3 separate regions of the Homo sapiens genome follow, and regions 2 and 3 are each linked to region 1. Evidence: chromatin contacts called from ENCODE Hi-C or POLR2A ChIA-PET data. All regions are on one chromosome and are shown on one strand. Each heading gives the region's core, a stretch centred on a gene start or an enhancer-like site at or near the end of the contact. The rest is flanking DNA. Distances are from core to core; before and after follow the strand shown. Region 1 has its middle 56 kb from the start of CTB-30L5.1. Region 2 has its middle 7.2 kb from the start of LINC02577. Region 3 has its middle 57 kb from the start of LINC02577.

The links. Hi-C counts contacts between places; a loop is a spot of excess contacts on that map. ChIA-PET counts read pairs that join two places held with the same protein, here RNA polymerase II (POLR2A). Pooled maps may share reads with other maps.
Region 2: a pooled map shows a loop between it and region 1 (4-fold over the local background). The contact joins two enhancer-like sites. A Hi-C loop is called at or near these places in 4 of 168 maps with a recorded cell type or tissue (HCT116, K562, PC-9 and 1 more), 3 of 37 single-sample maps with no recorded cell type and 7 of 50 pooled maps. POLR2A ChIA-PET finds 5 or more read pairs at or near these places in 5 of 52 experiments (HCT116, K562, activated CD8-positive, alpha-beta memory T cell and 2 more).
Region 3: a pooled map shows a loop between it and region 1 (4-fold over the local background). The contact joins two enhancer-like sites. A Hi-C loop is called at or near these places in 1 of 168 maps with a recorded cell type or tissue (endothelial cell of umbilical vein), 7 of 37 single-sample maps with no recorded cell type and 6 of 50 pooled maps. POLR2A ChIA-PET finds 5 or more read pairs at or near these places in 3 of 52 experiments (BJ, activated B cell and activated CD4-positive, alpha-beta T cell).

The regions. Positions count from the first base shown.
Region 1 is chr7:106,540,295-106,545,333 of GRCh38, reverse strand. No RefSeq gene overlaps it. Among named protein-coding and RNA genes, the nearest start is that of CTB-30L5.1, 56 kb to the left of the region's middle. Within about 2 kb of position 2,658, at least 9 of the 41 ENCODE cell types and tissues checked have a DNase peak (open chromatin) inside an H3K27ac peak, as active enhancers do; they include endothelial cell of umbilical vein, where a contact is called at or near this core.
Region 2 is chr7:106,765,330-106,770,368 of GRCh38, reverse strand. No RefSeq gene overlaps it. Among named protein-coding and RNA genes, the nearest start is that of LINC02577, 7.2 kb to the left of the region's middle. Within about 2 kb of position 2,193, at least 4 of the 41 ENCODE cell types and tissues checked have a DNase peak (open chromatin) inside an H3K27ac peak, as active enhancers do.
Region 3 is chr7:106,715,996-106,721,034 of GRCh38, reverse strand. No RefSeq gene overlaps it. Among named protein-coding and RNA genes, the nearest start is that of LINC02577, 57 kb to the left of the region's middle. RefSeq lists enhancers at 1-212, 1,732-2,931. Within about 2 kb of position 2,719, at least 9 of the 41 ENCODE cell types and tissues checked have a DNase peak (open chromatin) inside an H3K27ac peak, as active enhancers do; they include endothelial cell of umbilical vein, where a contact is called at or near this core.

The DNA of each region.
Region 1 (5,039 bases), core at 1,409-3,908:
AATGAACAGAGAGTTGGGAAGAGAGGCACAGATAAAAAGATGTAAGTAACCTCCAGTGCATCAATAATGGTGAATGTAGTAAAATAATTAGAAAGTGATTTTTAAAAATTATTTACAATTGATACAGGAGCTAGAAATTGTTTAGGCAGACAGTAAGGGTAAGAAAGTCCTCCATAAGGTTTTCTTTTCGGTGAAAAGCAGCCCCCAAATCATTTCTTTTCTAACAAAGAGCAGCCTGTAAAATCAAGCTGCAAACAGAGATAATAAGCAAGCTGGAAGCTTGCACAGGTGAATGCTGGCAGCTGTGCCAATAGGAAAAGGCTACCTAGGGGCTAGACATGTTCAACATGGCGGCTCCATCTTCCCTTTTCTTTGTCAACCTCGTGTGCAGTAAGGAGCAGACAACATGGCATCAGCCAGGTAGAAAACCCATTTGCATAATAAAAGGTTAGGGTGGGATGGCCAGCTTCTTCCCACGCTATATAAATGTCACACCTGGTACAACCAATCTTTGGGCCTTATGTAAATCAGACACCACCTCTCAAGCCAGTCTATGAAACCCTGTGCATTTTACCACAGAAGTGGAAGACCCACTTGGGCGCTGCTCTCTCTCTCTCTCTGCAAGAGAGAGAGCTATCCTCTTTTCTCTTTCTTTCACCGATTAAACCTTTGCTCTTAAGCTCACTCCTTGTGCGTCCGCTTCCTCTATTTCCCTGGTATGAGATGACGAACCTCAGGAATCACCCCAGACAAATGATGCCATTTCACAATCTTTTTTAATATCACTTATTTGTGAGTTTATATAATTTAATTTTCAATAATTGTTGTGTTTAACAATTGGTTCACAAATTCCTGAAAATTTAATAGCTCTTGTGCCTCCAGCACACCACTGCTTCCTCTCTTAAGCCCCTACAGTCCAGGGGCCAATTCCCTACACTGCAGTCCGATTCCCTACAGCCAGACCCTGTGACCAGAGTGATCTTTAAAAAACCCATATCTGATAGGCCAGGCACGGTGGCTCACGCCTGTAATCCCAGCACTTTGGGAGGCCGAGGCGGGCGGATCACGAGGTCAGGAGATCAAGACCATTCTGGCTAACACGGTGAAACCCCGTCTCTACTAAAAATACAAAAAATTAGCCGGGCGTAGTGGTGGGCGCCTGTAGTCCCAGCTACTCGGGAGGCTGAGGCAGGAGAATGGCGTGAACCCGGGAGGCGGAGGTTGCAGTGAGCCGGGATAGCGCCACTGTACTCCGGCCTGGGCGAAAGAGCGAGACTCCGTCTCAAAAAAAAAAAAAAAAAAAAAAAAAAAAAAAAAAAAAAGTACATCTGATAACATTAGACTAAAATCTAAACTCCTCACCATGACCTTCAAGACCCTTCAAAGTCAAGCTCTGCTTACCTCTCAAATCTCACTTTTTTTTTTGAATTTTTACAGCCCCAATTTTATTTTACAAACCAATGGCAGCTACTAGAAGATTCTTTAGGAAACCTTAGCTAAGCCACATAATCAGGCCTATACAAGTACAGAAAAAGCTAAACATCAAATCTCACTTTTTGAACATTCTCTCTTCTCACTCGGTCCTCTCCAGCCACATTGGCCATTCTGCTGTGTTCTCAGACACACCAAGTCATTTATTCCTTAGAAACTTTGCACTTGTTATTCTCTCTGCCTGGGATGCTTTTCCTTCAGAGATTCCCAAGGCTTGCTCACATCTCTAAAACAAGTCTTTTCCCCGACTACTCTTTAAGGGAGAGTCCACCTTTTCCACCCTCAGCATACTCTAGTCCATCTCCTTGCTTGATTTTCTTCACTGAACTTTCACTATCTGGAATTTATTATCTGTTTGTTTCTTTATTTGTTGTTGTCCCACTAGATTGTGAGTGTGAGGAGGGCAGGGGCTTTGTCTATCTGGTTCATTGCTGTATCCCTGGGGCCTAGAACAGCACCTGGTCCTTGAAGAGCATTAGAGCCTTCACATTCCACGGCCCCTGGGGTATTCACTATGGATAGTGTTCCTCTGTGGAACATCATTCATGCAGGATAAATCAATGGTAAACAAATCTTCAGTGAATGTGTGCTGTCTGCTCAGCAATGTGCTATAACTGCTTGACTTGTGTTTTGAGCTCTAACATTTCAAAAAGTCTGCCAGAGCCTTGCATATCTCCCAGATTGGAAAGAATGAGAATTCCTTATGATCAGAAATCACAAGACTGAGAATACTAGTTTGTTTTTTTAGAAGAGTCTTACTTGCAGGAATAGTTTCAAAATAGTTGCCTCATAAACTTCTGAGCCCTGGAAGTCCTGACTATTTCTGCCTGGCTCTTGAAATTTGTTCTGGCACTGTCTGAAGCTCTTCTTCACTCCAGCTTTGGGCTTCTGGATGAAAGCTCCTGGTTTTTTTTTTTTTTTTTTTTTTTTTTTCCACTCACCACTGTGAACTACACACCCAAATCCCCAACCCCAGCATTTTTCTTTATTCTGTCTTTGGCAGTTGTTTTTGTATTCTGGTTTTAGTTTGATGTTTTCAGACTGTTTCCTGTTCTAGCCATGGGCTATCTCTGGCTGGCTTCAGTGTGTCTTGTAGAATTTGTGCCCCACCTCCCTCTAGCTGCTTGTTTTTTCCACATTCTCTGTCTCTGAGTAGGGATTTTCTTACGCCCTGTTCACATCTGCCCCCTCCTGGCAGGTATGATATTTAGTGGAGTGAACTTGACTCTAGTTCTTGATCAGTTTTGTGCTTAATTTAGTATTGACTCTAGGTCTTGATCAACGCATCCTTCTACATGTAATGGGCAACGTTTATTCAGTTCCTAGCTTTGACCAGCTAGATGAAGAATGTGGACAAAACACAGGAGAGTAGATAAGTCAGTGCTCATTACAGGGGGTGTGTGCCCCACAAGAGCTGCATAAGGTGGTCCATTGGGAAACTGGAAAGAAATGTTAGAAACTCTCTTTCTAATTTTATTTTTTAATTTCCATATTTGTGTATGATCAAAGCAACTTTATGGACAAAGATGTATGATCAATAGAGTTTGGAGACCACTGTTCTGGATAATAATTCTACTTATACTTTATAACCAATAATGACTCAGTCATTTACACACAGTGTGTACATTATGTAAAATAAATCATATTCACCCCCACATTGAATCATTTTTATTGCTGGTGTCTGGGCAGTCATGAAATTCTTCATGCCCCTCTTACATTATAAAGTTCTTACTAGGTACAGTTTAATAAACCTATGGCTAGGGGTGAGCAGTGAGGGAATACTATATCATACTGACTGTTTGATCTTTCCAGAAATACTATTCCTTGTGAAAGATTCATCCTATTTTAAATGTGAGCCTCTGCAAATCTTAAAATAGTTGAAATGCTTCCAAGTGAAATAATATGTCATATCACTGAATCAGTTAAAATATGCTTCGACTCAAAATATCTTTGATATTGTGTGTTTTAAACTTTATTGAAAATCACTTAACATTTATTAAGAACTTTTTGTTTTTCTTTTGTACTGGGTGGATAGTTGTCAACTTGGCATTATCCCTGCCTCTTGCCATGGAGCTTTTGGGTTTGATTCTGCTACTGAGAGGAATTTGCATGACATTTGGAAAGAGATAATAGAAGTCATCATTTATGGTTATGGACAAAAGTAGGGACAGTGGCAGACTCGAGGCAGCTTCTCTGTGAACTACTGCTTGGGTGCTGTAAGCAGCTGAGACCAGCAGTAGTGGTTTCCCTGATAATCCTGTTTCATAAATGAAACAACATTTTACTTTTATTTTTTATAAAATCCAGATTCTGCACAACTGACTTAACCTTTTAAACATATTAATTTGACCCCCAAATTAATCTATAATTTCATAGCAAATCCAACCAAAATTCAGGTAAAATTTTTCTTTTTCTGCGGGATTAGGGTGGGGAGAGGGTAGGGAACCTGATAAACTATTTCCAAAATATATAAAGTAGAATAAGGGTTCACATTAGGAAAAGCAACTATACCACATAAAAACATAAAATGGAAGATTCACACCACTAGATACTAAAATGTTTTACAAAGTCATAGACAAAAAAAATAATGTGGTACTTGCAGGTAGACAAAGCAGTGAAATAGAGAACTATATATGCACAGCAGATCCTCAGATAACATAATTTCATTCAACATCATTTAATTATAATGTTGATATGAAAAAAAATGGATTCCCAGCCAGGGAAACTCCACTGTGTGGAGTCTGCACGTTCTCCCAATGTCTGTGTGGGTTTTCTCCGGGTATTCCAGTTTCCTCCCACGTCCCAAAGATGTACATGTTATGTGAGTTGGTGTGTCTACACGATCCCAGTGTGAGTGAGTGTGGGATGGTGTCCTCTCCAGGGTGTGTTCCCGCTTCATGCTTTGAGCTGCTGGAATATGCCAGTTGCAATATAATAAATGAATGAATACAAATTATTGTCAAATAAAAATTCATAAAGTAGACAATAATCATACAAACGCATGACAGTAACTGATGTGGTAGGAAAGCGTTCAGTGGCTGGGTGTGGTGGCTCACGCCTGTAATCCCAGTACTTTGGGAAGCCAAGGCCAGCGGATCACCGGAGGTCAGGAGTTCGAGACCAGCCTGGCCAACATGGCAAAACCCTGTCTCTACTAAAAACACAAAAATTAGGCAGACATGGTGGCACGCACCTGTAATCCCAGTTACTCAGGAGGCTGAGGCAGGAGAATTGCTTGAACCTGGGAGGTGAAGGTTGCAGTGAGCTGGCCGAGATCGTATTACTACACTCCATCCTGGGGGATAGAGCGTAGAGCGAGACTCTGTCTCCAAAGAAAAGAAAAGAAAAAAGAAAAGAAAAGAAAAGAAGAAAGGAAAGGAAGGAAGAAAGAAAGGAGGAAGGAAGGAAGGAAAGAGAAGGAGCTCAGTGAGCCACTGGATTTGATTGCTTTGTTTTGTTTTTTTAAGATAGAGTCTCACTCTGTCACCCATTGCATTGCTGGAGTGCAATGGCGTGATCTCAGCTCACTGCAACCTCCACCTCCCAGG
Region 2 (5,039 bases), core at 944-3,443, 230 kb before region 1:
TCCATTTTAGAATTTTGTTTGGCGTCTGCATGAGGCTCATCAGTTTACATACAGATCTCATTCTTTCACTATTTTTAGAAGTAGAAACATTTTCCAGCCATTAGTCACCTTTTCCATTCTCCTTGATTCTCAGGAGCAGTTCTCTGATCTCATCTGCAAACTCTTTTGATACTTTGGGATAGAATTTGTATTAACAGAAGTTTTGAAGTCATTCAGAGTAAGTGAAGATTTCTCTTACTATCTCTTTTTCTATTGTAGGTTTTAATTCTCTCTTCATAATGTTTGCTTCAAAATTGATGTTCATCTCTCTTAGAATATGGAAGGAAGCAGAAAATTGAATGGTTCTTTGATTATGTTATCATTTGTTAAGGTTATATTGTAATTTTTTTTTTTTTTTTTGAGACAAGGTCTTGCTCTGTGGCCCAGGCTGGAGTGCAGTGGAGTGAACATGGCTAGTGAGGGTTTACTTTCTGGGCTCAAGTGATCCTCCCACCTCAGCCCCGAGTAGCTGGGAACACAGGCGTGTGCTACCACACCTGGCTAATTTTTTACAAAGTTTTGTAGAGATGGAGTCTCACTTTGTTGCCCAGGCTGGTGGGCAAGAGGTCCTCCTGGGCTCAAGTGATCCTCCTGCCTTGGCCTCCCAAAGCATTAGGATTACAGGTGTCAGCCACCATGCTTGGCCTAAGGTGATATTGTCTGAGATACAGCATAGGTTTTTCTTCCCAGATCTTTTCTTGGCTACGGAGATTAAAAAGAAAAACAGCTTTCTTGCTGTCTTTAGTATTTATCTCCGCCCCTACTTTATTTTAAGACTTTATTCTCATAATACTCTAAACAAATTTTCCCTTTCTTTTATCGCATGCTTGGGTCTGTCCACCCCATCCGTCCTCTGAGCCATAGGAACCTCGAGTCTTACTACTCCAGATCTAACCCTCCTTTTACCTCCTCTCTGAGAACTGTGTGCTCCTAGACTATTATTCTATTCTTGCTGTTTATGTTTTCAGCACAAGCTTGTTTATGGTCAATTATCTGAGATTATTTCTATTATATTTTCTTTCCAGACAGCATATCTTTCCTCCTAAACAGGATCATTTTTGTAATGCTCAAGTAATCCTGTTTTCAGAGTCTACATTCCTCTTCTAAACATATTCCCTTGGGCACTATTATTTTCCTTACTTTTTATGAAGCCCCCTTTCTGAAGGTCTGACCATTACCTTTTTCACTATTATAAACATCAAGGCCATTTTATTCCAAGGTTTGCTTGTTTCTGCATTTGACACCTCCTTCTTTCTTGTTGGAATCCAGGACAAAAATTTCCTAAATGTATTCCTTTACCTGCTGAGGGAAAATTGTCAGTAACCCAAACCAAGAACAAACTCTCCGTCTGCTGTGCGCTGGGTTGAATGTGTGCCTTTCCCCAGCTTATGTTCACCTGGAGCCTGTGAATATGACCTTATTTGAAAATACAGTCTTTGCAGATGTAATCAAGTTAAGACGAGGTCATACTGGATTAGAATGGGCCCTAAATTCAATATAACTGGATCCTTATAAAAAGAGGAGCATTGGGACACAGGGACACAGACAGGGAGAAGATCGTAGGTGGAGACTGCAGTGATGCATCTAGAAGCCAGGGAGCACCAAGGGTGGCAAGCAACTGCTAGAGGCTAGGAAGAGGCAAGGAAGGTTCCCTAGAGGCGTCAGAGGAAAACATCAACCTGCCAGCACCTTAGTTGCAGACTACTAGCTGCCAACACTGAGATAATAATTTTTTGTTGTTTTAAGCCACCTAGTTTGTGGTGATTTGTTATGGCAGCATCAGGTAACCAATACATGTGGTTAATAGCAGGATACCACTAACTGGTTCCAGGTGGCCAATTCTGTAGCAGTTTTGCTACATGTATCAGAAGATAGCATGGCTATGTGGCAAGAATATAGACTTTAGGCTTAAAGACCCATGCTCGAGTCTTAGACCTACCACCGATGAGTTGGGCGATCTGCAGCTGCTAAAAGAAAAATTTTGGACAAACTAAATTTAACAGAGTTTAATTGAGCAAAGAATGTTTCATGAACTGGGCAATCCCCAAACCAGAATAGATTCAGACAGACTCACGTGAAAAGGATTTATGAACAGAAAAATGAAAGTGAAACAGAAGTGAGGAATAGGAACAGCTGGATTGTTACAGCTTGATGTTTGTCTTATTTGAACGTGGTTTAAACAGTTGGCCATCTGCAATTGGCTGAAGCTCAGTGATGGGTACAAGAGCAAGTTACAGTCTGTTGATACATCCAGTTAGGTTACAGTTCACTATGTGCAGAGAAACCTTTAGCCTCAACTTAAAAATATGTAAGGAGGCAGCTTTAGGCTAAACTTAATTTAACAGGGCATGGTCAATTAATCACTTATAACTTCCATAAAATAATGATAATGTATTATTCATCTGATAAGTCTTCTCTGAGATTGAAGAAAATGTGAGAAAGCACATTTTAAGTTATAAAGCCCCAACAAAGGCTATTGTATTGAGCACCCTTGACATAAGTAACTCCATCTTAAAAAAAAGACTCCATCTTACATTTCACGGGACATTTTGCCAACAGGGATACGATGTTTGCTTAATAAATTTGTAATAAATAAAGACTGCATCCAACCAGATAAGGGCATAAACAAGCACACACTTCCACTATCAGTCCTCTGGTGGTCGTAAAAAGAGCAGGGCTTCAGCAGCTCAAAGCGGCCATCTTAACTGACATGCTCTTACTGTCACTAGTGATCAACACCTGGCATCTGCTGCTGAAGGCTCTGCCCACATCAAAGACTTTTCCTTTCAAGACCTTTCCTGGACCGCCGAGCACAGACCAGGAGATTCTTTCTGTCTTCATCGTCACTTTCCTCGGACTACTTCATTAATCCTTTTTCCTATTCCCTTTCTCTTGATGTTAAATATTACTTTGGTGTGGAATGTTTAATCTTAACATTTATATGTTGATGAAATATACTACTATATATGGTTTGCAATGTTGACTGACTTGTGGAGTGGCTTGAGCTGTGTGCTCTGACTACGGAGTGAACGAGAAGTACTAAGGAGAGAGTTGCCTTCTTGAGAACTCCATGTAGCTTGTGGCTTTTGTGGTTAAAATAGCATCAGTAAAAATCTGACATTGTGGAGACACAAACATGCATGGACCTGGTTATCTCTGACTTTGCCCTGCTCATGAGAGCTATCTAGGATTGTTTTACCCAATTTCCTTCATGTGCTGGGTATCTGTATTACAGTCCTTCAAAGATACTACTTCCATCTCTTTCCGGGTTTATCCCCTTTTAAATACTTCTACTCTCAGATTTTAAATTTCCATTGGAATATATATATTCTTGACATACAATTTTCCTATCCTATCCTTTCGAGGAAACGTTTTCCTTTTGAACAAGGTATGCATGCTCTTTTAATGTTGTATTCCAGGTATGCATCTCATCAGTAAGTCTCAATGATCCTGAGACAGTGTTTACCAATCCTTATCTAAAAATCTTCAAAGTATGGATACGGTGTGCATGTGACATATACACATTTGAGTCCTAGAGTTTTTTTAGGTCTACTTCTATGACATCATCTCTGGAGAATTATAAGGTTTCTCTTCTGTGGGATCCTTGCAGTCTTTCATTGTGTCTGGTTTTGAGTAGTTTATGTCTGATTTATCTTTTCCTGAGATTTGATCTCTTCTTCACTCTTGTGCTGGGTACGTCTTTTTGCCCCACCCCCTCTCTCTGCCCCTGGCACCCAGTGGATTTGAAATAAGCTTCTTCAGATTTTCTTCTGGCTGACTTTTCATTATTTGCTTCATGCAATTTTGTTGTCAGGCAGACATTACTCTGAGTTAGAATATTATTGTATAGTTTTTAAAAAACTTTTTAAAAAAGCTCCCCCTTTTTTCTCATAGCCTAAAAATAAAGTAGATTTAAGAAGGAATCCCCCCTGCCCCAATATCTGAGAGGCCGTCATGTGGAAAAGGGATTAGACTTACTCTACATAGACTCATGTGTGGAGATTACAGAGGCAGTGTGATCCTAATAAAATAATAAAACTTTTCTAATGATCAGAGCTGTCCAAAAACAGAATGGCATGCCTTGTGAGGCAGACAGCTCTATTTCTGGAAATGTTCAAGGCAAGTGCCTTAGGTCAGGTTCTCTAGTAGGAGAGCCTGAAATGGAGTGACTCATTAAGGGAGTGGGTTCAGGAGAAGCCAGTAGAGGAGTAAGCTGAGCAGGGGACGGGAGGGGAGGAAGCTGGGCAAAGATGCGTGTACGCTAAAGTCTGACCCCAACCTGATCCTGCGGGAGTTCTGGGGCATGAATGGTATCACAGAATTGTCCTTCCTTGGGTCTTTTGTGCTTCTTCATCAGTCAGTCATTGCCTGTGTGCTGCCTATGGAGGGTGTGTGTGTTGGGTAGGGAGGCATACGCCTTACAGGCATTTCTAGGCAAGACAGCTCTGCTGAAGGCTATTCTTAGGTTAGGGGTACAGCTGTGAGTTGCCAACAGCCAACATTCACACAGCTGGGGAATGCAGGCATTTACCAGATAAACAGGACCTGAGTAGGACCCCAATAACACCTACTGCAAAGAGGAACAATTATGCAGAAGCTTTACTTTTTTTTTTTTTTTTTTTAAAGATAGGGTCTTCCTCTGTCACCCAGACTGGAGTGCAGTGGTGCAATCATAGCTCAGTGCAGACTTGATCTCTCAGGCTCAAGTGATCCTCCCACCTCAGCCTCCTGAGTAACTAGGACCATAGGCACACTACCATGACCAGCAATTTTTTTTTTTCATTTTTTTTGGTAGGGATAAGGTCTCCCTATGTTACTCAAGCTGATCTTGAACTCCGGTGCTCAAGTAATCCTCCCACCTCAGCCTCCCAAAATGCTGGGATTAAAGGTGTGAGCTACCACACCCGGCCCACATTGCCTTTCTTTATACCATTCAATGTGAGATAGTGATACCAATGGTGAGAATATAGATTTTGGTCTTGCTGAGGGCTTGTGTCTTA
Region 3 (5,039 bases), core at 1,470-3,969, 180 kb before region 1:
GGCCCCTGCTTTAGAAATTATCCAGCTGTTTAAACGCTCACTTCTTAGCAGCTTCTGACATTGACCTTTCTTCACTCCTTGCTTCTTCTGGTGCTGCTTTGTTCTTCTGCTTCCTTTCCACTGGCTTCCATGCTGTACACTCACTGTGGTGCTCACCTCTCTGGCCATACCTTCTTTGGTATGGCCAAACTTCTCACACTTTCAGTGTTCATGTTCCCCATTGTTCTGCTTTTGGTCTTCATGGTAGGTGATAGGGTCTGGCTCACTCACCACACGTTTCAGTTCAGCTTCCTTATAATATGTGGAAGGCAGAAAGCTCAACACACAAAGCCAAAGCAAAACAAAGCAAGCCATTCTTCAAATGTCCTAGAGTTCTGGGTATAATTTACCTTCTGACAATCAGACAGATACATTGTATGAGACTTAGATTTGCAGTTAATCTAGGAGGAGAGAGTCAAGGCACAGGGTCATATTTTTGCTGGTGGAGATTTTAGTGAACGTGATGTGGTTTGGAAGCAAGTAGTGTTAGTAATTTCTCACATGGCAGTTTGCTAATTTTACAGATCCCTGATCATTTTTAAGGCAGCAGCTCCTTCAGCTACCCAGTTCTGTAGTGTGGCTTTGGGAATTGTTTCTAGAACCTTAGAATGGAGTCTTTTTTTATTAGCTTTTTAAAGTAAGCCATTTAATATTCTGTAACAAACCCCTTTCCTCTTAAACCAGCTACAGTGGATTCTGTTCCTTGTAACTGAATACTGACAATACAGTACTGGTTAGTTTGGAGGTTTTTATGTTTTTCTTAAAAAAAATTCAATAGGCCATTGATGGGCAATATTACCCAGTACCACATATAAATGTCTTCTAATTGTATATCTGCAGACTAGGCAACTCTACTAAGCTCCAGATTTATATATCCAACTGCCTACTGGACATCTGTATCTGGTTGTCAAATAGTGTATCCAAAACTAAACTAGTATTTTCCCTTAATCTTTTATTTGCTTCCCATCCAGATATATGACCTAGAAATTGTATAGCTTTCCTATACTTTGTTGCCATCTTTCTCAACTTCCCGTCAGTTCCAAGACCTGGTGATTCTAGTTACTAAATATGCCTTGTGTCCAAACCCTTCTCTCTCTCTCTCTCTGCTACTAGTACCTTAGTTCTTATCTAGATTATTTGAACAGTTTTCTCTTGTTCTTCTCCTTTTCCTCATCCTTTTCCTTCTCTTCTTCTAGGTTTAAAAATATGTCTTGAAGATAAGCCTGTTTTTTGTTTTCACATGTTAACATGTCTAAAATTGGGATGCGTCTTATAATCAATGGTGTCTTGTACTTGCTTTCAGCCAAGAAGTTGTTCTAACATAGTGATTGTTATCTACTTGTACAAACTTGGTTTTTAGGACGATATGAGTAGACCACAGCAACTCCTTGATATTTTATTCAACAATCATTAAAGGGCCATTTGAGGAAGGAATATGGTCCTGATTCTTGTATAATAAACTTTTATTGACAATTTCTGGTAAACTCAAGATTTGAGAGCAGCAAAAGCTACAGAATGGGTGCCGGTAGCCTGGGAGGAAACCTCAAAGACAGTATTGGAGCACTTTTTGAATAGATACTACACATCACTAATACTCTGGATAGAACAGGGATCAATATCAGGTGATTTTAGGCTGTGGAGTGGTGAGATGCGGTGGAGGAACAATTTTTAAAGTGAGCAAAAAAGATCTTTTCTCTCAGAAATATTACATCTATCCACACCCAAAGTATATCTTTTTTCTTTTTTGAGATGCAGTCTCACTCTGTCACCCAGGCTGTAGTGCAGAGGTGCAATCTCGGCTCGCTGCAACCGCAGCCTCCCAGATTCAAGTGATTCTCCTGCCTCAGCCTCCTGAGTAGCTGGGATTACAGGCACTCGCCACCATGCCTGGCTAATATTTATATTTGTTGTAGAGACAGGATTTTGCCATGCTGCTCAGGCTGGTCTTGAACTCCTGAGCTCAAGTAATATGCCCATCTTGGCCTCCCAAAGTGCTGGGATTACAGGCATGAAAGATCCTTAAGACCTAAATTTTTATCTTGAGTTAGCCTTGGCTTCTGTTTATATGTGGTAAAAATTGTTTTTAAAGAATAATCTCAAGTATTCTGGAAGACAGGTATCTCCAAATTGATGAACATTTTTTTCTTCAAGAATTTTTCAGTAATGATGATTTTGTTTCCTTCATCTCCAGTAGGCAGTCATGGCAACTTGGTAACTTGAGTCACGTATCTGAAAAATGATAATGAAATGGTAGTATACCTTGCACAATAAAGACAGTGGCCATTAAATATTTTTAAATAATGCGAAAGTATTTATCACCAGTTGCCAGTAGTCATGCTCAGTAATTTCCTCCCTGGCTTTGCTCTGCCCAGATATCTTTAAAAGAATGCTGTAAATGTCACAACTCATTATGAAGCTGAACATATTACAGCATGAAAAAAACAAATGCTACTTTTCTAACCATAGTAAAAAGTTGTTTAATGCAATTCTTTTAAACATGTGCTTATCTTCTTTCATCTTCTACCCAGTTCTGCACCCTTCCCCCACACATGACTATTAACTAAGTCACAATGAATGCTCCCATTGCCTCCTACTCAGCTGAATCAACATTTCCGGAGGCTGTGACTAATAAAAGCCACAGCCCATGGTATGCTTGACTTTTGAAAATCCTGATTAGCTTTAAGGGCATAATTATGTGTACCTCTACTTATAGAATGAGGAAGTTGATTTGAGCTATGTCTCTAAATTACACTAAAAACTACAAAAATGAACTACAAAAATGACTTAATGAAGTCAGACTTCATTAAGATTATTAACTTATTTGGCTTTTAAAAAAATGTATTGACTGATTACTTAGGTATTCTGAGATCATCATGGTGTAAACTAAAGCATTTGGCTAATAGGATACTTAATGGTCCTTTGCTTTGCTATTCATGGCTCAAAATAAAGGGAAGTGTAGAAAAGGAAAGATCTAATCTCTGAAAGGCAATCTAACAGAAACTATATCTCTGAACATAATTTTGTTGGTTAATTACCATGGAGATAAATTAATCCAAGAAAAAGGAGAGTGCTTCATAACTCCAAAAACAAATGAGTCTCTTCCAGTAGTGTCACTGTGTATTTGTCGTTGAACTGTGAGTACACTTTTAATTTCTCCCAGAAAGAGGATCCACTAAGAAAAAGCAAATTGTGCATTACTTTGGGTGCTCCCCTTTGATTGACAGCTATGCCCATAAGGTAAACTTCCCTTGGCTTAGTGTCCACTCCTGTCCAATAAGCAGGGCAAGATCACTGGATACTGGCCACTCAGAGGAGACCATGGGCCTAGCAGAAATGATAGGTAGGATTAAATAATTTACTTTTCTTCTTCCAATCACAGCCAAGTGCTTTGAAAATGTAGTGTTCAATTTTCTGTCTTCAGTTTCCCATATCCCCTTAGATTCTCAGCTCCTTGTACTCTGCTTCTGTCCCCAACACTCAAGTGAACTTCTCAAAACAACTCTTACTGATGCCCTAATTGCCAAATACAGTAGACTGTTCTCTGTCCTTATGTTTCTTGAAGTTGTTTAAACAGTTGGCATAGTTGACAATCCTTAGATTTCTCTGGAGATTTCCCTTCTAATGCTTCAGTTACTTCTTAGCTTCTTTTCTCTTCCATTTTTTTCAACCTATTATCATTGGCTTCTTCTCCATAGCCTTTTACCATGCTACAGGTTCTACCACATTAAAGGAAAGTTCTTTCCCCTAAATTTGTAATTCTTCTTAGAGATCACCCTATATTTTTCCAACTTCATTATTAACCCCCCAAAATAATATAAACCATTCTCTGCACTTTATCATTGCTCATTTACTCTAAAGCTCTCCATAATGAGGCTTACATCCCATTAACCTAGTGAAGTGGCTTCTGCAAAGTCATTAAAGATTTTCTAACTATTTAAAATCCTCATGTTATTTAACTTCTCTTTCCAGCACTTGACTATATTGATCACTTCCTTCATAAAATTCTCCTCCTTGGTTTCCATTACATTGCTCTTTGCTGGCTCTCTTCTTGCCTTTCTGGACATTCTTTTTCAGGCTTTCCACCTGTTAAACACTGATGCTTCCCATCATCTTGGCCCTTTTCTCCTCACAGTCTAAGCAATCCTAGCATAAGCTCACTCGTTTTCATGGCTTTACCCACCCCACACATGCTGACGACCTGTATGTAGTCTACAGAAGTTGGTATCTTGTACTTTTGCTTCTGCTGTACAGTGTTGCCTTTGACTGAGGGTCTTCTGCCAGCTTTGGAGCACTTCTCTGGGAGAGATAGTGAAGGCAGCCCTCTTCATCAGTGCAGAATTTGCCCCAGGAACCCTTTTTTCTGCTCTCAAAGACCAAGACACTATGTTTATCTCCTCTCTCAACTCCCAGGGCCCCTTTGGAAATATAATTCTGGTGGTCCTATGAATTAAGCTTTGAAAACAAAATCCTTTTAACTGTTTTGTAAGGTAAACAAATACCAGACCTCCAGGACACACTGCTTGGTTTCTAGATATTCTACCCCTATTTCAAGTATAGCATGTCTGCCAGGCCCGAATGCTGGGTGCCATCTTGTGCTCCTCATCCTCCTCATTTCCTGTGTTGAGCCAAACCTGTAGATTTTATTGTCTAAATGTCCTTAAAAACCACTCTCTTGGCATGTCCTTGGTGGCATTGCCTCTATTCAAGCCCTACTTACCTCCTTCCCTTGCCGTTTCCTCCAGTATTCCTTCCTCCAATTTGTCTTCCACACTGTTGTTAGAGGGATCATTTAACTATAGATCTGGTTACATTTATGTCTTACTTATAAAATATTTTTATGGCTAGCTTTCCAGTGATTTTATGAGATGCTCAACCTTCTCAGTGTGTTGGGCAAGGCTTTTGATACTCCTCCTTGTGTTCTCTCTTGCCTTGTCTCTTGCTATCCTGTGCACCTACGATACATATTTTCTCTAGTTTCTGTGTCTACTTGTACATGTTGG